Regions from separate parts of the Homo sapiens genome. Here regions 1, 3 and 4 are each linked to region 2. The links are chromatin contacts, found by Hi-C or POLR2A ChIA-PET in ENCODE. All regions are on one chromosome and are shown on one strand. The core of a region is the stretch at or near the end of the contact, and the rest is flanking DNA. Distances in the headings are between cores, read along the strand shown. Region 1 has its middle 85 kb from the start of RTN4. Region 2 holds the start of EML6 (EMAP like 6). Region 3 holds the start of SPTBN1 (spectrin beta, non-erythrocytic 1). Region 4 has its middle 62 kb from the start of RTN4.

Region 1 (6,648 bases), core at 331-2,830, 410 kb after region 2:
CTACTAAAAATACAAAAATTAGCCGGGTGTGATGGCACACATCTGTAATCCCAGGTACTCTGGAGTCTGAGGCAGGAGAATTGCTTGAACTTAAGAGGCAGAGGTTGCAGTGAGCCAAGATGGTGCCACTGCACTCCAGCCTGGGCAACAGAGTGAGACTCTGTCTCAAAAAAAAAAAAACCTTTTAAATTAAAAGGCAAGAGTGATGGTTCATGCCTATAATCCTAGCACTTTGGGAGGCCAAGGGAGGCAGGCTGCTTGAGCCCAGGAGTTTGAGACCAGCCTGGGCAACATGGTATACCCCTGTCTCTACAAAAAATACAAAAATTAGCCGGGCATGATGGTGCATGTGCCTGCAATTCTAGCTACTTGAGAGGCTGACGAGGGAGAATCACCTGAGCATGGGAGGTGGAGGCTACAGTGAACCGAGGTCTTGCCACTGCACTCCAGCCTGGGCCACAGAGTGAGACCGTCTCTCAAAAAAAAAAAAAAAATTGAAAATTAAAAATAAATATACCGATCATTTTAGGAATTAGTTCTCACTCTCCAGTTTTGTTGTTGTTTTTTTTAATTATTATTATTTTTAAAAAACATGGCCGGGTGTGGTGGCTCACACCTGTAAATCCTGTACTTTGGGAGGCCGAGGCAGGTGGATCACTTGAAGCCAGGAGTTCAAGATCATCCTGACCAACATGATGAAACCGTGTCTCTACTAAAATACAAAAATTAGCCAGGTGTGCTGGTGGGTGCCTGTAATCCCAGCTACCTGGGAGGCTGAAGCAGGAGAATCACTTGAACCCAGGAAGCAGAGGTTCCAGTGAGCTGAGATCACGCCACAGCACTACAACCTGGGCAGCAGACTGAGACTCTGTCTCAAAAAACTAAAACTAAAAATAAAAAAATTTGTGGGTACATAGTAAGTATATTTATATATGGGGTTCATAAGATGTGTTGATACAGGCATGCAATGTGAAATAAGCACATCATGGAGAATGCGGTGTTGTCTTTTGCTTGTTTACTTTTTATTTTTCAGTTTATTTGTTCCCTCTCCCTGCCTTTTTTTTACTTGCAAAAGCAATAAATACTTGTAAAAATTGTCAGAAAGGTATAAATCTACTTCCCAATAATACGGGAGGACTGTGTCATGTGTATTTCTTGTAACCTCCTCCTTATGCAGGATACTGCCCACACCGGTATGTGTTCAGTTCAATTCCGTTAGAACTACTGTTCCTCACAAGGCTGTAAGGTACCCTTGAGGTGTCTAGTCCAATTCCTCCATTCTATGGAGGGAGAAACTGAGGCCCTGAGAAGAAGGGAAACTTAGTTAGGGACCCTGAGCTGGTTAAGTGACAGAACCATAAATAGCTCTCACCGTCCTTAACATAGCCCCTGCCAGATAACCCCTAAGGAGACCCAGCAGCCACACGGCTGATAAAGCCACTGCTTGTCAAGATGTCACAGGGTGAACCCCAAAATTGGGGTTCAGCCCAGGAAGTCATGTGGGTTCTTGGCTCCAAACAGGAAGAGCGAGCCAAGAGAGCAAAGTGAAAGCAAGTTTATTAAGTAAAGGAATGAAAGGGTGGAGAGTCCACAGGCAAAGCAACCCCAAAGGCTGCTGGTTGGCTATTTTGATGGTGATTTCTTAATCACATGCTAAACAAAGAGTGGATTTTCATGAGCTTTCTGGGAAAGGGGTGGGGAATTTCCACAACTGAGGGTTCCTCTCCCTTTCAGACCATATATGGTAACTTCCAGACGGTTGCCATGGCTTTTGTAAACTGTCATGTCGCTAGTGGGCATTTCCTTTAGTATGCTAATTTATTATAATTAGTGTATAACGAGCAGAGAGGACAACCAGAGATTGCTTTTGTGGTCACGTGGGTTTTGATTGATTTTCACTTGCCTCTTTACCGCATCCTGTTTTATCTGTGGGGTCTTTATGATTTGTATCTTGTGAACTCCTATCTCACTACCATCAGCATTCCCCTCTTCCCCCCACTCCTCCTGACCTCTTGACAGAAGCTGAGGAAATGGGAAAGCAGATCCTAGACTTGGAGAAGGTCTGTGTGGGGTCCAAGGCCACTCAGTAATAAGACTCCCCCAGGTCCAAAGTCCAGAGACAGCCCCCAGACTCACTCCATCTCTCAGAGGCTGATGCCCACCCAGCAGGCATTCACCTTAGCTCAGAGCAGCACCAATTTCCTGCATGCAGTCAATAAAGTGCAGTTTGCTTCCTGACATAAACAGCTGTTCTCAGAAAGCAAATATGCAAAGAGAATATTATTCTTCAAGTTTAAATGAGGAAGAAGAAAGGGTGGGTGAAGCGGGAGGTGGGAGCTTACACAGAGTTCTAGGTTTATAATCTAATTCTCCAGAGCCAGCCTCTGACCTGCAGCCCCCTGAGTGCCCAAGCTTTTTGGGCCCACCGAAAAGGGCTCTTGAGGCAACTCAAAACCGCTTCAGAAGTAAATGCGAGGAGTTACTTACTCAGGGTTTGCCCAGTCCTGAGGAGGAAACAATTCTGATCGGGGCTTCACTAGAGGGTCTAGATCTCTGCTGTCCAACATAGTAGCCACTTGTCACATGTGTCTGTTGAGCACTTGAAATGTGAGTCGGAAGTGAGCTGGGCTGTAAGTGTAAAATGCACATAGCACCAGGCATGGTGGCTCACACCTACAATTCCATTTGGGGAGGCCAAGGGGGAAGGATCACTTGAGGCCTAGAGTTCAAGATCAACCTGGGCAACATAGTGAGACTCCATTTCTATTAAAAAAATGTTTTTAATGCACATAAGATTTCAAAGATGGCACAAAAATAATAGTTTTAAAATCTCACTAGTAATTTTTATATTGATTATATGTTTGTTTTTTTGGTTTTTTTTTTTTTTTTTGAGATGGAGTCTTGCTCTGTCACCCAGGCTGGAGTGCAGTGGCTCAATCTTGACTCACGGCAACCTCCGCCTCCCAGGCTCAAGCAATTCTCAGGCCTCAGCCTCCTGAGTAGCTCGATTACACGTGCACACCACCATTCCTGGCCAATTTCTGTATTTTTAGTAGAGATGGGATTTCACCATGTTGGCCAGGCTGGTCTCAAACTCCTGGTCTCAAGTGATCTGCCCACCTCAGCCTCCCAAAGTGCTGGGATTACAGGCGTGAGCCACCATGCCCAGCCTCAATTATACGTTTAAAAGATAACATTTTCAATATATGGTGTTAAAACATTTAAATCATTCTGCTTCTTTTTTTACACTTTACTGAAGTATAATTGGCACACAATAAACTGCACAACTTGGTAAGTTTTGACATGTGTATATACAATACCATGAAGCCATCATCACAATTAAGATAATGAACATCTCCGTCAACCCCAAAAAGTTTTCTCATGCCCTGCTGTAGTCCTTCCTGCCAATCCCCCATCCCTAATTACTGATCTGCATATGGAGTTTGCATTTGCTAGAATTTTATGTGAATAAAATTATACAGTAATATATATTTTTTACTGCTTTAACTTAGTTTAATTATTGTGAGGTTCATTCATGTTGTTGCATGTATCAGTAGTTCATTCCTTCTTATTGCTGAGTAGTATTCTATTATATATCATAGTTTGTTTATCCACTTGTTAGAGCAGTTAGCTAGGCAGATATGAGCAAGGCAGGAGAGGGCCCCCACCTCCAGGCATGTTAGGTGACCAGCAGGTGGTTGTTAAACTGTCTCTCTAAAATAATAATTGGTCACAGCCAGTGCCAGAGCTTAAAGGCAGTCTCCCAATAGATAGAAAACACCTAAAGCTGGTGATCAGCCGCTTCCTGATAAGATCTCAGAAGTTGGGTGAGTGGGCTCAAGCATGTACACTAAGAAGCAACAGGGCAAAGTTTCACTGGTCTATAACCTTCCTCCAGGAACACTCAACTGATAAGGGAAGAATACCTCAAGTGAGCATGTGCAAAACTTCAATAAACACCTGTGCACACGGCCCCTTCCAGGTGCTGGCAGGCAACTGTGCATACAGACAGCCCACCCCAAGGGAAGAATCAGGGGAGCAGAGACACAAATCCCAGAACCATGCCAATTATAAAACCCCAAGTCAAAGGCTAAACAGCATACTTGGACTCAAGTCGCCCGCTTGGCCCTCTTCCAAGTGTACTTTACTTCCTTTTGTTCCTGCGCTAAAACTTTTTAATAAACTTTCACTCTTGCTCTGAAGAGTCTCTCACCACACCTTATGTCCCTCAGATGAATTCTTTCGCCTGAGGCGGCAAGAATCAAGCTGCCACAGACCCATATGGATTCACTGCTGCTGATACATTCACCTCTTGCTGGGCATTGGTTTGTTTCCAGTTTGGGTCTACTGCAAATAAAGTAGCTATGAACATTTGATTACCTGTTTCTTTTAACGTTGTTTAAAAATGAGGTTACTAGAAAATTTTAAATCTGACTCGCATTATTTCTATTGGACAGTGCACATCTAGATTCTCTTCCAGGCTGTCCACTTCCCTGAGTCAGGCAGACTGCCTACTTAATTGAATTCAGCAAATCAATACCCTGGGCCAGGTACAGAGTGGGGAGCTGTTGTTACAAAGGTGAACGGCCTGGGGAGACCCATTTCTGTCCCCCAGACTGGCCTTTTACCAGGTACAGTCTCAAGGAACTGGCAGTCCTGCGGAGGAGAGAGACGCATAAACCATCACCTAGAATTTAACAGGAGAAGCCAGGGAGAGATGCATAAAGACAGGGCTCTGGCCAGGCAGAGGAGGAAGCACGCACTTCCGTCTGGGGAGCTGAGGAAGGTTTCCCAGGAGATGATCTTTGAACTACATCTTAGAGGATGAGAATTCACCAAGCAGAGTAGAGGGAGTGTTTCTAAATGCAGAAAAAGGAACTGAAATGCCCCAGGGCAAGGCAGCTTCCAGGAACTGGAGACTAAGAGCAAAGAGGAGGGCATGAGAAGAGGAGGGCATGAAATGGGGGTGGCTGGAAAGGAGGCCAGAGAGGGGGCCAGCCATGCCGTGCTGAGGGTGACCTCTATGCAGTGACGCTACGGAGTCAGGAAAGAGCCAGACCAGAACCACACTTTAGGAGAACATAGGAGTAACGAATACCTGGACCACGTCAGTGGGAATAGACAGCAGGGACTAAATTCCGGAGCGTTCGGAAGCAGACTGTGCAGGAAATGGTGACTGACTAGATGGGAGTCATGTGGAAGGGCTGGATTCTGAAATCACGGCGGCTGCTGCTCCTGGGTAGATGCGTGCCTCTCTTGCCTGGACTCTGACTACAGCCTCCCCACAGGTGCCCCCTCAACCTGTCCAGACCAACCACCCCACTGCTGGCACAGAGAGAGTTAAACTCCCTGAGTGTCTTCTACCAGCTCAGTCTCCCCCATGGCGCTCTCTCCACCTCCGACCTCTCAGCTGTAGCCTGAAATCTCATTTCCCTTCACATGGGCACAAAGCTCTGGGCAAGCGGAACCTGCCGCAGGCCTGTGCAGCGTGGTCCTGCCAGCCCAGAGCACTCCAGCGGCTCTCCCCATTCCCCCTACTGACCCCCCTGCCGCTCCGCAACCGCCCCTCCCCCTCCCCACACCGCAATAGTGCATGTCCCTCCATCCTCATGTCCTCTCAGCCTATGTGCTTGGTTACACAGCTTGACCTAGACTGAAAAGCCTCCTCCCCTTCCAGGCATGGTTTGGAGGCTCCTTCTCCAGAAGCTCTCCCTGAGGCCTCTAGACCCATGAGCTCCTCTGCACCTTGGGGCACACTGTACACTGCCTTTTATAACCTCCTTCATGCCCACCAAACCATGACTCCTTGAGGGCAGCATCTAAGTCTTTTCATTTCTGGAACCGGACTGCCGGAGATAGAGATTTGAAAGTAATCTGAAGTTGGCAGGAATTGCCTTACGAAAGCTGAGATAAGGATGAGGGAGGGGCCCCAAGGACAAAGCCCCCTGCATGCACCAGGATTTCTGACCCAATACAGTGGTGAGAAGAGGTCTTTCCAGATCTTTCCAGATATAATCATTGCTCTCTATTCTGAAAGTCGTAGGGAAGGCTTACTTTGTCGAAGAGGAAAACAGCTATATGGAGACAAGAAAAAAACAGCAGGAGTTCTGGGCCTTTGATGCTGTGACCCCCTCCCTTCCCTTCCATCCTTGCTCTCTGAGACCTTGGCTCTACAAGCCTTTTAACCAGAGAGAGGAGTCTCAGATGAGCCAGCAACGTGAGGAGAGAAACCTCCTTCTACGGTTCTGCAGAGTCTTTCTTTCTCTCCATGGATGTATAAACAATTCAACAGCACATGATAAAAGTGAAGGGAGGGGAGAGCCACATTAATTTCCTTGAGGCAAATGATAAGCTGGCAGAATTGGCTCCATGGAAGGAGATAAAAGCTCCAAACACGGCTGAATGACTCTTGGGATTCGAGCCTGGTACGGATGCAAATTAAAATAAAAACTATATAAACAGCAGCACAATCGCACCATTCAGGACTCCTTCATTAGCAGCCAGCTCTCCAGTGCCACTACCCGCAAAGACAACTTCCCTTTCTTCTTCCTTCTAACTAATTTCCAAGCTGGTCAACAAAAGGATGCTAAGGACAAAAGCAGTTATAATTGATGAGGCTTTGGGGAGAGGGTTGTTGGGGAGATTCAT
Region 2 (5,770 bases), core at 701-3,200:
ATTACTGCTTTCATTGCTATTCCCTTATTTTTATTCAAAAAATCAATGACTCCATTATTTTAAGGATACAGCGCAAACCCCTATGCTGAGCTCCATCTACAATCTAACCTTTCATGTGTCCTCTTGATCTTATATGAATTCTCCCTTGCACCAAACTGGGTATTCTCTTTAGTGTTCTCTAAATCCACTTTTCTGCATCTACACTTTTGTTTATTCCCTAAACGCATGTAGAACGCTCTTTCAATTTATCTTTACTTATCTCAATTCTATCTATATTTCCTAGTTCCTCCATGAAACTTTTCCTGATGTATTTTATCTGGAAAAACTCTTCCTCTTCTGAATTCTTATATAGAACTTACTGGCCAGGCACAGTGGCTCATGCCTGTAATCCCAGCAATTTGGGAAGCCGAGGCGGGCAGAACACCTGAGGTCGGGAGTTGGAGACCAGCCTGGCCAACAGGGCGAAACCCTGTCTCTACTAAAAATACAAAAATTAGCTGGGCGTGGTGGTGCGTATCTGTAATCCCAGCTACACAGGAGGCTGAGGCAGGATAATCGTTTGAACCCAGGAGGCGGAGGTTGCAGTGAGCCAAGATCACGATATTCTAGCCTGGGCAACGGCCTGTTTTGTCTCAAAACAAAACAAAACAAAAAGAACAACAAAAACTTACTGTCTTTATATAATTCATTTGGCACTGTTTTATGGCACGACATCATTGATCAACTATATTTTTGCTTCTATCTCAAACCTTTCTCAGGCCGTGTTTTTGTTTTTGGCAGTGTTCTTGTTGCCTAGCACAGTGCCATCTCACTTATTTGTTGATTCTGTTTCCTTAAAAACAAAGATGAGACCAATTCAAATCCTCATTACTGCGGGCAGCAACAAATCATCCAAACTCTGGCACTTCCAGTTCTTTCGAGCTTTCCTACCAGGTCGGAGGGTTGTCTTAAAACTTGAGGGAGATGAACTGAGTAAGCGATTACACTGAAAGCATGGGAGGGAAAGGACGTTCCAAACGTCCAATCCATCATCCTTTTGCAGCCTCTTAGTCACTGGGATTTTGAAATCTCTTTCCAAAGACTAGCTATGGCCCTAAATTGGAAATAGGCTACTTGAGAACACAGTGGATTCATAGTTCATCTCGGGCAGTTTTAGGAGAAATGCCACCAGCTTCTGCGTTTGAAGGCCAAGGTTAGCTGTTCATGGCGTGAGCACCTTCCTGCTTCCAACCTCCGGTTATCTGTAAATACCCAAGTCCTCTAATTTAGGACGCAGGTCATGGGAAGACGCTGGTTCTTAGGGCAGAAGTGAGCTCACATTCCCAGCATTTTTCTTAAACTTGGCAGAACTGCACTTTAACAAATTAAAATCCATGTGAATGAAAAGGAAAACTTAAGTAGGAAACAAACTTAAGCTTGAGTCAGTTACAGCATGGTGAGGATGTCGGTTACAGCAACACTCAGAGACCGATGAAGGAGAAATTCCAGTGGTGGGCTGGGAGACCGTCTCCATTCCAACTCCACCGCTTTTCTCTACAGAGACCCACGCACGCCAGCTCCCGCCTCAGTCACAAGGGAACGCCCGCGTGGGCAGGCAATCGTCCTTGGTGAGCCGGGATCTCCTCACCCCGAGAGCCGCAGGCTCCGCTGACGCCGGTACAGGTCTCGCTGCGACTCCCTCTGGGCGCGCGGAATCCTGGGACTTGTGGTCCCTTCCGCGCGCTGTCCGCCCTAACCGGCGCAGAGAGGACTACACTTCCCAGGATGCGTCGGGGGAAGAGGCCACAGGGACAGGCAGAGGGAGGGGGCGGCCCCAGTCCTCCGGGGCGTCGCTGTTTCCAAGCGGCGAGATCTCGCCTAGTAACCGGCAGCTGAGGTTCACTAGCGCGGCGTTGTGGCCCCGCCCCCGGAGCCCCGGCTGGAGGAAGAACCTGTCTCCCGCGGCGCCCCAGTGACGAAGTCCATCCCCGGGTGCGGGAGGCGGGGAGGGGAGGGCAGGCAGAGGATTTCGCTCGCTCGCCCGCGCGGGATCCGGGACGCGCCGGTGGCGTCCGCTGGCAGCAGAGGTTAGAGGCAGAGAGCGCGCGGATGCTCCGCGGGCGAGGCTGGTTCGAGAGTGGGAGGAGTGCAGGGCGCCGCCAGGGCGGCAGTGCGCGCGGGCCGAACAGTCCTGAGGGCGGGCATCCCTCGCGCAGCGCGCCGACCCCCGGGACGTGTGCGTCTGTGGGGGGTTGCTGTCCCCCGGGTCCCTCGGGCGACCCCTCTCCACGCTGGGCTCAGGGCAGGACCCGGGATTCCGTGGGACCCGGTGTTTAGCGCAGAGGTTTCTGGGGAGAAGTACACGATTTTTGCCACTTGTTATTTGATTTCTCCTCGACCAGGAGCGTTTGTAGGTAGCGCACTCCCTCCGACTGCACTAGTGCCTCGTTTCTTCCGAGTAAGACAATCTTTCATGATGCGGATTGGAGTTGCTGATCAATGAGAGCTGCTAAGTTCTTTATGGCTTTCTCGGTGAAGAGAAGGTTCACGGAGGATATGATTATTAAACACACACATGAAAACTAATTGGAGCATCTAAAAAATGACCATTGCATATTCGCCCTCGCTTATTAGGGAAACAGCAAGCGTTCCTTCAAATCGCATCAGCAACTGCCAGGCAGCAGCATTTACGCATATTTCATATCATTAAGGAGATGGAACTGGAGAGAGAAAGCGGGAGTAGGGGACAATTTTTAAAAATACCCAACTTGGTTTAGTTTGGGGATAATTTTCTTGGATTGGGTGACTTATGCGAAAAATCTGTTTCTTTCTTCCTCGCTCTCGCTTCCTGGATATAGACTGTCAATTTCGGATCCAAAGACGGCGATGGCAGAGCTCACCCGGGTTGCCTGTCAAATCAAGGCTATCGCAGAATAAATCCCGCCGCCTGCCGCGAAGCCCCGGCGCACCGCAAACTTCAGTGAGCGAACTGGGTGATCGCTGTTGGGATATGCAGATTCCTGATGTAAAAGGCGGGGTGGCCCCCCCGAGAGCCTCTCCCGGGGGCCGGAGCCCGCAGGTGCAGTGAGGCGCGCGCGCCGGTGCCGGCGCCCCCAGAGCCGCCTTGCCCGGGTAGAGGGAGCCCGGCGCCCGGCGGGGTCTGGCGGCCGCACACCGGCGGCGGCGGCTTGTCTGCGGCGGCTGCAGCGGATGATGGTGGCGGCCGGCCCGCTGGGCTGTGCCTGTGTGTCGCCGCGGAAATCAGCGCCCTGCGCCGCGCGCTGAGCCCCTGCAGGTCCGCCGCAGCCCCAGCCTCGGCGAGGACGGCCCCGGCGCGCGGGGGGGCGGGGGGCGCGCGGGGTCGGCTTATCATGGCGGATCGGACGGCGCCCCGCTGCCAGCTCCGGCTGGAGTGGGTGTACGGGTACCGGGGTCACCAGTGCCGCAACAACCTGTACTACACGGCAGGCAAGGAGGTGGTCTACTTTGTGGCTGGGGTCGGGGTGGTTTACAACACCCGCGAGCACAGCCAAAAATTCTTCCTGGGACACAACGACGACATTATCAGGTAAGGGGGTGGCCAGGGGCGGCGGGGAGGGGTTGCGTGTGGAGGCTGGGAAGGTGGGAAGCGGTTGACCTGGGGTCGGATCCGGGAGCCCCGTGGAATAGAGGATTCTCTCTGGAGCCGCATGGAATTACTGAAGGGCTGCTGATTCTAGGGCCAGGGCAGAAACAGTGTGGGGAGTGTAGGTGAGGAGGGAGAGATGTCTTTTCGCTGTATCCCTCCGGAATTCTGGCTTTTAAATCTCCAAGGAGTTGAGTGTTCTGATGCTTTCTTGCTGTTCTTTCCTGCTACAAGTGGAAGGAGCCTGGGTAACTATGAAACACTTCTTCCTTCCCTAACCAGGTGCACGGTAGGACCAATAACCTGAAGTGTGGGCATCATCTTTGGGAGGCTCCTCAGTGGGTTTCTCAGTAAGCAAGAGGATTAAAAAAGATCTAAAAGAAATTTTACTACTGGTAATTTGGAATCTTCATCTCAGATGCTTTGGACCTGGGAAATTTCTGCAGTGGGTGGGGAGTTTGTTCTCTAATATTTCACTTGGCAGTGTTTTAATGCCCAAAGCATATTTATACACTAAATGGATGCTTCCACAGCATCATTGAGGTTATTAAAGGCTGGCAGCTGCTGGATCACAAAATCCTACCAGCCAGCCCACACAATGACCAACATCTGCTAGCGGATGGCCCAAGACTGACTGACAGGAGAGCTCATTTGGATGAATGGCCGTTTTAGGGGCCCTCCCGATTAAATGGAAAGGGGTTATATTGTGATTCTTGGCCCTATCCTCTCATCTTTGGACCAGACACATTTTCCTCCAGCCCTTGTCAGCTTTTATGTGAGCAAACAAGGTATGGGCCAGATGCTGTTCACAGGGAATCCTTTTCAGCCTTCAGCAGTTAAGGAAGATTTTCGTCATATGGGAGCCTCAGCCCACAGGGAAAATGACTTGCTGAGGATGGACTACAACTGACAGAGACCATATTTATACCTTCCAAACTTGTGTGTTTCATTGATGTAGAACAACTACCATTACATTCTCAGAATATTGCCACTTTTGCTCTAAGTTTGTCTTTCACAATGAAATAAATGAAGTGATGTCATGTCCATGCTCCTAATTTCTCAGTGCAGAGAATGATTTCAAAGATCAGCTTTTTTTTCCCTTCCTAATGATGTGCTTATATTCCAGAGCCTTTTTTTTTTCTGAGACCTAAAGTTGAAAAATTGTTACAGAAGGCAAGCACTTAATATTCAAACTACAGATTTTAAAAAATCTTGACTTTTTTTGAAGATGGGAGTGCTAATGTTCTCAAGATTTAGTGGAACTAGCATGTAAAACTTTTTTCATGTCACGTATGACACAAATAGCTTTTTTTCTTCCCTCCCTAACATGGTAGTTGTTGTGCTTGGGGCATCCTTACATAGTTTTGTTCTGCAGATTTTGCTTCTCTAATTGCTAGGCTGATTATGAAAGTTACAGGTGCAAATGATTAACAATGACTCATGAAAAGGTTAGATGTTTAAAAATTTAAACCCATTATGTTTTTGCTCTCTCTGTCTTAATGCAGTGCTTTCCATTACAGCATCAAAATAAGATGTAGTCCTTTGGGTGAAGGGAGAGAGTGGCAATTAAACAGAAAATTCTCTGTGGTTAAATAATATTAATGTGACAGTTCACTGAACTACTTTGTGGATTTGAACTCCTAATCCTAATTTTTTCTCTGATACAAGGAAAAAAACCAAATGCACTGTTGAAGCTGAAGGTGGGAAAAGGGTGGAGTTGCAGTAAACCGTTGTTATGACAAGCAGCCGGGCTAGTGGGATGTGATGAAATCTAGCTTGGGTGGTTAAGGAAACATTCAGATTTGAAGAAAAGGTGAATGAAGTGATGTGTATAACTGGGTTTGCAGGGAGCCTTAACTGATGAAGGGAAAAAGAGACAGTTAGCATCTGATCTATTCATTAAGCTACTTTAGTGACATAGTAGTAAGCCTGATTTCAGAGGAAGGACTGTATTCATAATTCTCCACAATATTTGGTTGGGTCAGAGTATGTATAGGTGAGCAGAGCAGAGCAGAGTTCCTTAACATCCAAATATGTCTTTGTACACAAGAATAAAATTAAGTTCAATGAATTAAGAAACACAAACCACAGATTATTATGGAATTAAGAGCTATGAAATTGGAATGTTTATGCTGTTCTTTTGCTTTGTCTTACATATGTAAATAT
Region 3 (6,202 bases), core at 862-3,361, 270 kb before region 2:
AGGGTGATTTTTTGCACCTAAGGGTAAGAATTCAAAATTGTGATGCAGGTATTTACAGTAGAACTCTGAATCCTTGTCTTTCACATTTTTGGAATAATTACTGGGGCTTTACTAGAGTACCTTGCTAAGGTGTGTGTGGCCTTTTTTTTTTTTTTAATTAAAAAACAACGTAAGTGGGAGTGGAATGGGGTAAGGGAGGTGAATCATTCATCAAATGAAAATTTATTTAAATACCGTTGTCTGTGATAAAGGAATAACCATTTCAGAATAACACTGGAAGAATTAATTTAAATGGATGCACTTCCCAATATTGTTACTGTTTTCTTTGGTATTTCATTAACATTGTGAGTGGGGAGGTGCTGGGGTCCATGGTAAAAAAATAAGTAAGTGAAAGGCAAACAACTTTGCTTTCTAGTGGATTTCCCTTATTACCTAATGAGGGCAGCAGCTTACAAGTTGATTGTGTTCAATTCAACAAATTTGTTTTAGTACCTAAGTGCCTGCTATATGTACAGAGTGAAGAAAGAAATAACCCTACCTTTAAGAGAGTTTACGGTCTGGTTGTGTTGATTCACCTTCTGAGAAAAAATGTTATTTGCTTTCCTCAATTTTTTTCCTATCAAAAGTAAACATAGGTTCAAACATTCAAACCTATGAAGGCCTAAAAGGAAGAATCATCTTCAGTTTGCTGTGACGATTTCACTGAGTTTTATTTTAAAATATTCATTTAAAAATACATACAAACATATAAACCCATCAGGCCAGGTTCTAGTGATCTGAGATATAAGCATGATACAAACTACTTGGCTGCCGTGTATTTTTGTTTTATTTTAATCCAGGTGATCAGGTCTGTATGGGGAAAAAGCCCTGGGGCTTTTTCAAACAGGAAGGGCCCTCCTCCCTCTGAATGCCCGCAGTGCCGCCCTGTGCACTTTACAGAACAAGGAGAAAGTCAGTTTCTTCAAACTGCTTTTCTAAAGAGCGTTTCCATTCGTGGTCCTGGTGATTCCACCATCTTTTCTTCACAACAGTGACGGTTCTGGAATTTCTACACAGCCTGAGGGGCTGACGGGGTAGACCAGGTGACTGGGAAGGGGCAGTGGCACATGACAAAAATTTGAGGAAACGTCCAGTTTCCGTTTCAGGGAATGCGCATAGGGGAAAACGCAAGTCCCCACGCCATCACGGGGCCCTCCACCGCGGCCGGACGACCCCTCTCTCGGGAGTGACTGGGGCAGGGCACCTGGCCTCAGGTTCGAGCGGAGCCTGCACTGAGAGGCAGGAGTTGGATGAACCACTTGTAGGGTCTGCTCCCAGCTACCCAAAGCGAAAGGGTGGGCGAAAAAGCATTTGCAAAAGAATACATTAACCTCACAAGGAACGACCCCCACCACCCATCCTCCAGCGCCCAAGGTTTCCCACGAAGAGGTCGCCGTCGCCCTTCTCCAAGTTGGGTAGAACCTATAAGGCATCACCAACTGCATCTCAAACCAACCAAGCAAGTGACGCTCCAAAACCTCCCTAAATACCCTCTCTCCCCAGCATTCCGAACGCAACATCAAGGGCGAAAAGAGGCTGCACAAATCACGTAGAAAATTAGACCGCCTCTTTCCATGGCGATAATCGAATTAGCCTCAAATTAAACGTGAAATTGGCCCTCTCCGGCTGTGGAGACAAAGCCCCTATTGTCCTGCTCGGGTAGCGGCAGCAGCAGTGCCCACCCCGCCCCGGCCAGCCTGGTCGGTCCCCGCCGCTGGGAGGATGAGGTCCGGGCTGGACCCGGGAAGAGCCTCAGCTGGAGAGGACGTGGACGCGCCCGAGGCTCGGCTCCCTGGGCGGCTGCGGGGCTCCGGGCAGGAGGAGAGGGCGGGCGAAGCAGAGGGAGCGGGCGGGAGTGGGGAGGGAGGAGTGCGGAGGGCGGAGGGCGTGCGGGAGGGATCCCGGGAGTGCGCTTGTGTGTGTGTGCGCGCGCGCCCGCCCCGCGCGCTCCTCTCCCCGCCCCTCGCCCCCTCCCTGCGAGCGCCCTCCTCTCCTCCTCCCCCCGCCCCCCGCGCTCCCGCCCAGCCCCCGGAATCAGTGCCGCTGTTGCCGTGCAGGCTGCGGATTCCTCCAGTCCCTCCCTCGGCCGCCTCTCCTCCCGGAGCGAGCGCGCAGCCCTGCGCAGCAGCGCCCACTGGTCCCGTCCTGTGAGCCCCGGCCCCAGCCGCGGACAGACCCGCGGAGTCGCCTCCCGGCCCACCCGCCCGGCCGCCGAGGAGCGGGAGGAGGACGGGACCCCGGCGCCCCCACCCCATCCCCGGGAGGTAGGTAGGGGGCCCGAGGCAGGGAGATGCCAACTCACTGGGGCTGCCTCCCGGGTGGGCTCCGCGGCGGCGGACGGGCGGGAGGAGGGGCGCGGGCCCAGGGCCGGAGGACGCCGCTGCCCGCCTGCCCTGCGCCCGGGGAGCCGCGTGGGGGCAGGGAGGCTGCAAAGCCCGGGCGGGGGCGGCGCGGGGAGCCCGGGTCGCGGGTGCTCATTGGTACTCGGATGATGCGGGACGAGGGGCGGCAGGCTCTGCGGTGAGGCGGCAGCAGACCCGCCGTGCGCACCGCTGCCGTCCGGCCCCAGCCCCGGCGCGGCGCGGCGATTCCTCCTCCCTGCCTCCGCCGGCGCCTCCCTGCAGCCGGGCGCGGCGGCCCCTGACGCGGAGGCCCCTGGCGCGGAGGTGGGTGCGGAGCGGACAGCGGACAGCCGGAGGGTCTATTTTCAGGTGCCCTCTCTGTGGCCCCGCGGGTGGGGAGCGGGGGCGGCGGTGACAGGGCCGGGCTCTGCGCGTAGCGGTGCAGGGGATGCGGCCAGGCGTGGTCCCGGCTGCGCCGCGCTGCAGCTGAGCCGGAGGCGGCGGCCCCGCGCCCCCACCTCCGCCCCATCCCTGCGCTTGCTACCCTCGTGCGCCCGCCCCCCCCCCGCCCTTTCTGCCGTCCCCACTCTCCCAGGGCTGGGCGTGAGCCGCCTCCGGGCGCCGAGCCGCCGCTGCGCCCGCCCTTCAGCTCCTGCCACCCTCTCTTCAACAGGTTTGTCTCAGCGCAGGGACCCTCCGGGCCTGCTTTGGGTAGGTGGGCTGGCTCGTCATCACCCCCCACACCACGCCCACGGCCCTCTTTTAGGGGGCGCCTTCTCTTTGTTTTTGTGATAGGAAAGGTGCCAACTGCTGCCATCAGATGAGGAGGGGGTGGGGATCAGAACGCAAACCTCTGTCCATTATTTTTCCAATCGAAAGCCAGGCCAGATAGTAAGTGAGGACAGGGTGCGTGTGGGGGTGCTTCGGCGGAGCAGAAAATTGAATTCGGTGGGGTTTATTTGGGCGGGGATGTGCTTTTTTGGCAAGATGGATGGCTCACGGTGCCCTCGCCGTGATGCAGCACAATGCAGCAGTATCGCAGCTTCCTTGGTTCTCGCTGGCGGGGCTTGGCACGGCCGCTCGGCGCCTGCGGCCCCCGCCCGGCCCCACCCAGGCCCGGGGCTGCCCTTGGCCGAGGCCTGGAGCTGCTGCTACCTTGTCCTGCAGCTTCTGCTGGATGTGGCGTCAGGAGGACCAGGTCAGCTAGGTGTGAGCAGGGGAGAGTCTTTTCTTTTGGGATGATCCCTCCTGCACCTCTTCTTGGGCTGCGCTCTGCCGGAGGGGCGCCCTGCATCACCAGTGCAGGCAGAGGGGAGCCGGCCTGTGGTTGCGGATCGGAATCTGATCTGCGACCAGGGGACCTGAGCCATAGGGAGGGGCTGCAGGAAGGACTGGGCCCAGTGGTGTGCGGAGGCAATGTTGCAGTGTGGGGAGTCGCAGCGTTTTTCTGTGGATCGTCCATAATCTGTAACCACAACCCAGCTATGCATTAATTTTTTCTACGTGAAAAGTTGGTGTTTATTAATTGGACCTTCACAACTGTGACATTACAGTACCTCGTCTGTCTTTGGTTAATACCAAGTATGCATTTTTTCTGTAGGAAACCATTTTTAAATGAAATGATTAATGCATTTTGGGTTTTATGTCACTAAGACATTTATAAGTATATTAAAATTCAGTAGGTTGTTTTAAAAGGAATTTATATGTTTTTTAATGGATAGTAAATGATTCCTTTAGCTTGTATTTTGTTTTCATCGTTTGCTTTTTCTAAGTCAAGTACAGTTGCATTATTTGGATGCTTTATTAAGGATTATTAGGTGTATGAGTGTCATGATGGGGGCTAAATTGGTATTCAGATTTCTATTGATTGAGGTAGCCAAGTTAAGTGTCCGGGCGTAATTAATGGGATTATGACAGTAACACTGCGTTTGTGTTTGTTTATATGTATTTTTTGTATACATATTTTTCACAGCTGTGACTGGGGAGAGGGTGGAGAAGGGCAGACCACCAAGGCCTCTTGACTGGCATCTAGTCAGAAGGAGATGGTTCCCAGTGTTCTCATGTTTAGTCTCGGCCAGGACACAGGGAATTTCCCTTCTAAATGCCATCTCTATAATTCATTATTCAGTGTGGGATGGCAAATGGGATATATTTCAAATGTCAACCCAGGCTTTCCTAAAATGTTTAGGTGAAAAAGGAAATTTCAATATGCTAGTTGGAAGGGAAGGTCAGTGTTTACAAGCCAAGGGCGTGCCTGCTTGTATTTTTAAATATTTCTAATGAATCCAAGTTAGTTGCTTTTGATTTCATGTGGCTCTGCAGAATAGAACTGCATGTACATTGTGTGGTGTATGTGCGTTATTTTGAGTTTCTCTAATAGCCATTAAAATATGAGACTTTTTGTGCTGGTTGTGTAAAATCGTGTTGCGTACAGATTTTTATGAATGTTGTTCCCATGGATCATCCAAACGTTTTGGATTTACTTTGTTGTAAGAAATATCCTGTGTTGATGTCACAGGAGGTTTAGCTGTTCTGACTTACACAGCAGGTGCAGAATTCTGTTGGGTTAAGCTCTTTGTAACTCTGTCATTACTGGAGTGACCAAAACCTTCATCTGAGAGGAGAAGTATTGGGCAGTGAAGGAACTGCTGTCACTAGGTCGTCTCCCACAGTTGAGGTTTTCTGTGAAGAACTTCTCTTGGGCAAGACTAGTAACAACTATCTGTGATGTTGCAGAGCAAATGAGAAGACCTCCCTCTACTTGTGACACATCCTGAGCAGAGGCTTGGCATTGGCAGAGTTTCCTGGAAGGGTTTGTAGAGTGGTTGCTTTGTCTTGATGTTTGAATGTATGACTTTACATGTGGAAGTACTATTTTGACGTGGAAGGATTTTACTACTGCTAACATAGACATGATTAGTGGAAATCATTCAGTGTGGATTTTGTCGAAATAATTTTAAGCTTTTCTTTTTAATAGCATATTCTTATAGAACATTTTAAAGCCTAATTTTTTTTACGTGCAATGACATGATGCTCCTTTAATTATGTTGCATCGTAACTAGTATCTTCATTATAATTGGGCTTTATTTAATGGCAGCCGTAGTTTCTTTCACTACATTATTGGAAATGCAAACCATTCTTCCAGAAGGAAGGGGCTAACTACCCCTGTTAGAAGAGTGAACTTTGTAGGTCTGTGGAAGTGAGTAAAGCATCTCATGGGTTTTTCTTGTAAATTTTCAGTCTTTGCTTTTTCTCAGGGCATCTTTTCTTTGCAAAAGACCTAGTTTAGTACTCTGATTTTTCCGGTAGCACTTGTAATTATATTTAAATTTTTATTGTGTGGGAATAACATCATCTATTTTTTTCTACTCAGTGGTTAAAGGAAATTACACCAATTAGATATACCTGTGTTTCTATTTTTAAACATCTCTGGAGAAGGCATTTTCATAATGTCCTTTGCTATCATAGTGAGGTTCACGGACCTTCAACATTAGAATCGCCTGGAAGCTTGTTGCAAATGCAGATTCTTAGGCCCCACTCTGAACTCAGCCAATCGGAATCAACATTTTAACAAGACCTTTAAGTGAGTTGTATGCACATTAAATGAAGAAACTCTATTCTGTTCCTTCAGCAAAGGGACCTCAATATCAAAAGTTTCCTTCTTGAATTTTCCTTTCTTTTGCTGAAGTATCAGCACATTTTTTTCCTTGATGGTGGTGACAAAAGTGAGGCTCTCACTGTAAATTATTTGTTTAATACAAAATTATTTTATAAAGCTGTTCTTTAATTCTTGGTGGAAGAGTCCTATATACCATGGTTTA
Region 4 (5,762 bases), core at 1,055-3,554, 390 kb after region 2:
GGTGTTTACTTTGTTGATGCTCTGGAGCAAGGGGGTGTTACTGTATATGTTCCATGTTAGGGGTTTGTCCAAGAAAAAGGAGCAGATGGCTAGTGACTCAGAGCATATGTTGACCCGAGTGCCCTTTGGCAAACAGGAGCTCCAGGCAGAGAGTAAATATGCCCTAAATATTTGAAAAAGGGAATCACTCAGCCAAGAAAAGAGGAGTCTGAGGGAGCACCCTAAAACAATCTTAGCCTTGTAGAGGGATATTATTTATTCCCTGGGGAGAAAACTGTTTCTCTCTTCCAAAAAAGAGTGGACATTGAATTTATATTCAGAAGTGGTAAGAAAAATAAGGGAAGGATGATAAATAGTGAAAGGAACAAAAGAAATTCTGGAATCTCAGGGCTGGGCGTGGTGGTTCACACCTATAATCCCAGCATTGTGGGAAGTCGAGACTGGTGGATAGCTTGAGCCCAGGAGTTCGAGACCAGCCTGGGCAACATGGTGAAACCCCATCTCTACCCAAAAAATACAAAAATTAGCCAGGTATGGTGGCCTATGTCTGTAGTCCCAGCTACGTGTGAGGCTGAGGTGGGAGGATTGCTTGAGCCTGGGAGGCAGAGGTTGCAGTGAGCCGAGTTTCTGCCACTGCATTCCAGCCTAGGTGACAGAGGGAGACCCTGTCTCAAAAAAAAAAAAAAAAAAAAATTCTGGAATCTCGTGCCTCTCATCAATAGAAAGCAGCTGTAAAAGAAGCAGAGGCATAGCCCAAATGGCCCCTGAGTACCCCTTCTCACCTTCCATTTCCTTAGAATGGTAGATATTTGCCCAAGGTTACAATAATATCAAAACAAACAGAACAATCAGGAATACCCTATGACATATCACAGCCAATAAAGGCTCAAAAAATTCTTGCTGATGAAGAAAACAAATGTTCCCAAACAGCATTTCCTGGTTACTTATCAATAATGCAGACCAATGTCAATCTATCTGAGGGCGCATATACGTCCATTTGGATCCTTTAAAAAAAACTGTCTCATTCTTTAAATAAATGTCAAGGGTGTTTACTCCAGAAATAAAATAGAAAGCCAACCTCAAATCAGGAAAAATACAGATTAAAAATATATCTACGCCAGGCCAGGCACGGTAGCTCATGCCTATAATCCCAGCACTTTGGGAGGCCAAGGCAGGCAGGTCGCCTGAGATCGGGAGTTCAAGACCAGCCTGGTCAACATGGCAAAACCCTGTCTCTACTAAAAATACAAAAATTAGCTGGGCGTGGTGGCACATGCCTGTAATCCCAGCTACTTGGGAAGCTGAGGCAGGAGAATTGCTTGAACCCAGGAGGTGGAGGTTGCAGTGAGCCGAGATCGTACCACGGTACTCCAGCCGGGGCAACTGAGTAAGACTGTGTCTCAAAATAACAATAATAATAATAATAATGTATCTCCGCATGGGGGATAAGGTCTGAAAAAAAGAAAAGAATAAAAACAAAATAAAAACAAATTGTCTTTATTTTTACTTGCTTGCTTGCTAACCTTGGGAAATTTGCTAGCTGCAAAGTTGCTTTTTATTTTCCAATAATTCTTGAGGGATCACTGGAATACTTGCATGAAAAAAAAAAATTCACTTTAACCTCACTCTTCCGAGATTTTAAAAACAGAGCAAGCACAGAGATAACAAAGAAACCTTTTTCAGAGGCACCCTCAAATCTTAGGCCCAAATAGATGGTGGTATCAACAGAAACAACGAAATATCCATAGCAACTGTGGAAAGCAGATTCTCATCCCATAGTGAGATAATAAATAAAGTCACTGCCTTTTGTGACACCTTACTCAACCTCAGACAGAAATAAATGTTCCTCACTCCTGTTCGCATAAATCCACCTAGCTAGTGTTTGTGGGAGCAGAGGGAGGATTGTTCCCCAATCCAGGCCCACGAAAGTGGCTTTGCCTTCCACAGCACCTCCCACCCTCTGCTGGGAGTCACAGACCTCTCCTAAGGACCCACTCAGGAGGGTGTTTGGGGCTGTTTAGGAGGAGGGGTCTCCACTGGCTAGTTTGGAGGAAATTCAACGAAATCGAAGCCCAACTGTAGGGGCCATGTACAGAGTAAGTGTTGAAAAAACGTTAATGTCCACCCTTCCTTTATCCAGACACATTGAACAGATATTCACTGAAATGTCCTTAAAAAATCTACCTCACCCCATGTCTATCCATCTTCCCGAATGCTGCCTGCCTCCTGCCTTGTGACCAGCTCTGCCGGCAGACCCTGCAGTATGACTCAGCGTGTTGAAATCCGCCTCTGTGGGCACGCACTGCTCTCAAAACTGCTTCAACCACCAGAAGCAGTTAATTGCAATGAGTCTCTGGGGATCCTGCTCCAATGGCGACACTCAAGAGGAAGCAACCACCTAGGCAATACCTTCCTATTAAATGCTACCAAACTCCAGAAAGAGCGTGCCTTGGCTTTGTGAGGAGCTCAGAGGCTCTGAGAGGCCCCCTGTGGGGGAGCGTGTTCAGGACTATATGAGGCCTACCTTCCCAGCTCACCTGCACTGGGCTGAGATGATGGTGGTGACAATGACAAATAATACTAAGAAGAAAGGTACCACTGACTGAACACTTATCATTTGCTAAGCACTTGGCATATGTTGCCTCATCTACCCCCGGACAGCAACCCCGTAAAATCCTCATTTTACAGGTGAGGAAACCAGAGGTCACAGAGCCAAAGTCAAGTGGTGATTAAGCAAGGCTTGAGCCCAGACTGTGGGGTTAGGGGTCTAGGCTCCCAACCACGTCAACACTACTGGCTTTAGAGCAGCTGCACTTTCCACACTAGTATTGTTCTAAATCTAAGCACGGCCAGAGGAAAGAATAGGAAGCTCCACACTGACCTCTAAGCTTTTTATAGAGAAGCATCTCCCCAGACACAGCCCCTCCAGCGAGCCTGGAGCCGGGCTGCCTCAGCTGTGTCTGCAGCAGTCCTCAGAGGCCCTGCTGGAACCTGACCCTGAAGCTCCCAGCATCCACGCTGCCGCTGGCTCCCAGCCCCGCCTTGCGGCTCGAGCATAGCCATGAACAGCTCTGATGAATTATCTACCAGAGGAGAACTCCAATTGTATCATCAAAAGAGAGTTGGGGATTATCTGTTATTTTCATTGTCCTTGCCACTTCAGCCGCTATTTATTCAGAGCTGCTCATGGCTCTGGCTTCCTTGTTTTATTTCTTCTGCCAACCCCCAGCTGGAGTTTCTGGAGCAACCAAATAGCTAAAAACAAAAAGAGGAAGCAGCAACAGTCTGACATTTACAAAGATGGAAAAATTGCTCTCTAGACACATGACAACAAACTGTAGAAAGAAAAATTGTGGCAAGATCAACGTGAGCAACTGGGAGCTCAGTGGATGGTCCATAGATAGAAGGCCCTGGCCACACTGTGATTCCAGGGCCCCAAAAACCACCAGCACTGGTGTGAGAAGGAGGAAGACCGTGACCTGACATTAAGAGAAAGGCTATGTCCTGTGCTGTTGCTAGAAAAATAAAAAGGCCACCACCAAAAGAAGCCCTCTCCTTTCTTCTGCGAGGAGGGTAAGCAGTGCAGTCCAAGGCTTCCTGGGGTGGGAAAAGGTGTATTCTCTTCTTTATGTGTGGAAGCCTTGCTTACCTGTAGAAGAGGATCCCTCAGGACTTCAGAACTGTGGTTTCTACAGACTGGGGCATGTTCAGGTCAATGTGGAACTGAATTCAAGCCTTATCAATACTCACAAACAACAGAGGAGGATCTCAGGTGAGACTATGACTACCTCCCACTCATTTAGCATCCCTGGCTACTCTGTCCTCTTTTGGAAAGCTTCTGTCTGTCTCTCTGAAGTGGGTAAAAGAGACAAGGGTGGTGGTGGTAGTTGCTCTGGGGGAGAAGTTGCTGCAGTAGCCCTTGTTTCAATTGAACAATATTATGGATTTCCGTCCAGCAAGTGACCTCTCACTCCGGACCTGTAGGGTCCATGCAGTCCAGTGTAAGTAAATTGGCTCTATCAGCCTGGTTTCACAACCCACATCATCCCAACTCTACCCTACCCAAGAGTTGCTAGAAGCACCTATTACTCCTGTAGAAGGTGAGGGAGAGGTGACCCCCAGTCCAAAGTGACTGGAGACCATGACTGACTGACCAGCCCAGAATCAGAAGGCTAAGGAACCACCTGTCTAATAGTCTGGTGCCAAACACAGGCCCTTCACTGCTCTTGGGAATGTTCTCGGCCATCCCTTCCTGGCCAAAAACAGAATATCAACTGCTTCTGAACCTGGGTCCTAGGCAACTAAACTGGGCTGTGAAAGAAACATCTATGCTGAGCCTATTGCTCCCTGAAATGGCCTCACAAATTTGCTTTGGAAACCATGAATTTTTCAAAACTTGATTTTCTTTGTACTTGTTGAAAGTTTTGTTTTCATCTTAAAATGCTAAATATACAATTTATCGGAAAATATAGCTAGATTTATATTTTTCCAGTCAGCAGTTTGGAATCGTCTGTCTTTACATTAGTCTATAATAAGACAGGCACACTTAGAATATTTTATGATGTCACTTTTTCATTCTGGGACTTGGTGCACCATTTGCACCAAGTGTTGGTTTGTTCCACCTCTCTCTTTTGTGAATTAGTCTGCAGCTCCACTTTGCAGTTTGAAATGTGAGTCAGCAAAGGAGAAACTCACTTCTCTATGAAGGGGATGGAGCTGGAAAGGAACAAGGAGGCTCCAAAGTCCAGGTCATGTTTGATGTCTCCTGATTAACTCCAGGCCGGGCGTGGTGGCTCACACTTGTAATCCCATCACTTTAGGAGGCCGAGGCAGGTGGATTACTTGAGGTCAGGAGTTCGAGACCAGCCTGGCTGACATGGTGAAACCCCGTCGCTACTAAAAATACAAAAATTAGATGAGCGTGGTGACGCACGCCTGTAATCCCAGCTACTTGGGAGGCTGAGGCAGGAGAATTGCTTGAACCCAGGAGGTGGAGGTTGCAGTGAGCCAAGATTGCGGCACTGCACTCCAGGCTGGGTGATACAGTGAGACTCTGTCTCTAAATAAATAAACAAGTAAATAAGTAACTCCAGAGAACCACAGAAAGTTAGTACACCTGTTCTCCAGACTGCCTTTAAAAAGGCACGTTCCTCCTCTGAAGCTTCCCTGGGTGCAAATGCTCACGGGTGGCAATAGCGTGAAGAATAGCCACCCCCATTCATCTCCCCTTGTCAGTCCCAGGTTCACTAGAGGGTGCATCAGCTTAAAGATGCCTTACGAGATAGAGGTATTTATTAACTGTTACCACCATTGATGCCACACCAGCACATGCATGTGGGCTGACAGGTTTCATGTACTTGGGATACAGAAGCCACAGCTAGGAGAGAATATAAAAACTTCTCCCTTCAGACAATTTGATTTTCCAAATCATATTCTTGGTATATGGGTTAAATTATGCATATTAGCTTTTTGTGGTTTATATAACTAGTTACTACAAATTAGTGGCTTAAAACAACACACATTTATTATCTTATCAGCTCTGTAGGTCAGAAGTCTGACATGAATCTTACTAGGCTAAAATCAAGATGTCAGAAGGTCTGTATTCCTTTCTACAAGCACTAGAGGACAATCTGTTTCTATGCCTTTTCTGGCTTCTAAAAGCTCCCACATTCCTTGACTCCTGGTCCCCTTCCTTCATCTTCAAAGCCAGCAATAGCTGGTTGAGTCTTTCTCACATTACATCACTATGAAACTGACTCTCC

What was found. Hi-C counts contacts between places; a loop is a spot of excess contacts on that map. ChIA-PET counts read pairs that join two places held with the same protein, here RNA polymerase II (POLR2A). Pooled maps may share reads with other maps.
Region 1: a loop to region 2 is called in a map of B cell, with 5 times the contacts of the local background. The contact joins the enhancer-like site here to the promoter of EML6 in region 2. A Hi-C loop is called at or near these places in 3 of 168 maps with a recorded cell type or tissue (B cell and naive thymus-derived CD4-positive, alpha-beta T cell), 1 of 37 single-sample maps with no recorded cell type and 11 of 50 pooled maps. POLR2A ChIA-PET finds 5 or more read pairs at or near these places in 1 of 52 experiments (HEK293T).
Region 3: a loop to region 2 is called in a map of ascending aorta, with 10 times the contacts of the local background. The contact joins the promoter of SPTBN1 here to the promoter of EML6 in region 2. A Hi-C loop is called at or near these places in 1 of 168 maps with a recorded cell type or tissue (ascending aorta), 2 of 37 single-sample maps with no recorded cell type and 14 of 50 pooled maps. POLR2A ChIA-PET finds 5 or more read pairs at or near these places in 4 of 52 experiments (A549, HEK293, OCI-LY7 and 1 more).
Region 4: a loop to region 2 is called in a map of ascending aorta, with 2.5 times the contacts of the local background. The contact joins the enhancer-like site here to the promoter of EML6 in region 2. A Hi-C loop is called at or near these places in 1 of 168 maps with a recorded cell type or tissue (ascending aorta). POLR2A ChIA-PET finds 5 or more read pairs at or near these places in 2 of 52 experiments (AG04449 and HEK293T).

The regions. Positions count from the first base shown.
Region 1 is chr2:55,132,336-55,138,983 of GRCh38, forward strand. It overlaps a transcript of RTN4 not described here. Among named protein-coding and RNA genes, the nearest start is that of RTN4, 85 kb to the left of the region's middle. RefSeq lists enhancers at 1,325-2,237, 1,539-1,728, 1,558-1,852. Within about 2 kb of position 1,581, at least 23 of the 41 ENCODE cell types and tissues checked have a DNase peak (open chromatin) inside an H3K27ac peak, as active enhancers do; they include B cell, where a contact is called at or near this core.
Region 2 is chr2:54,721,712-54,727,481 of GRCh38, forward strand. EML6 (EMAP like 6) reads left to right here and starts at 1,951. Exons shown (of 42, transcript NM_001039753.4): 1 at 1,951-2,066; 2 at 2,838-3,547. The coding sequence starts at 3,351. RefSeq lists an enhancer at 1,484-1,703 and silencers at 1,844-2,333, 3,005-3,154.
Region 3 is chr2:54,454,216-54,460,417 of GRCh38, forward strand. It overlaps SPTBN1 (spectrin beta, non-erythrocytic 1), which reads left to right and starts at 2,112. Exons shown (of 36, transcript NM_003128.3): 1 at 2,112-2,303.
Region 4 is chr2:55,109,639-55,115,400 of GRCh38, forward strand. It overlaps a transcript of RTN4 not described here. Among named protein-coding and RNA genes, the nearest start is that of RTN4, 62 kb to the left of the region's middle. Within about 2 kb of position 2,305, at least 31 of the 41 ENCODE cell types and tissues checked have a DNase peak (open chromatin) inside an H3K27ac peak, as active enhancers do; they include ascending aorta, where a contact is called at or near this core.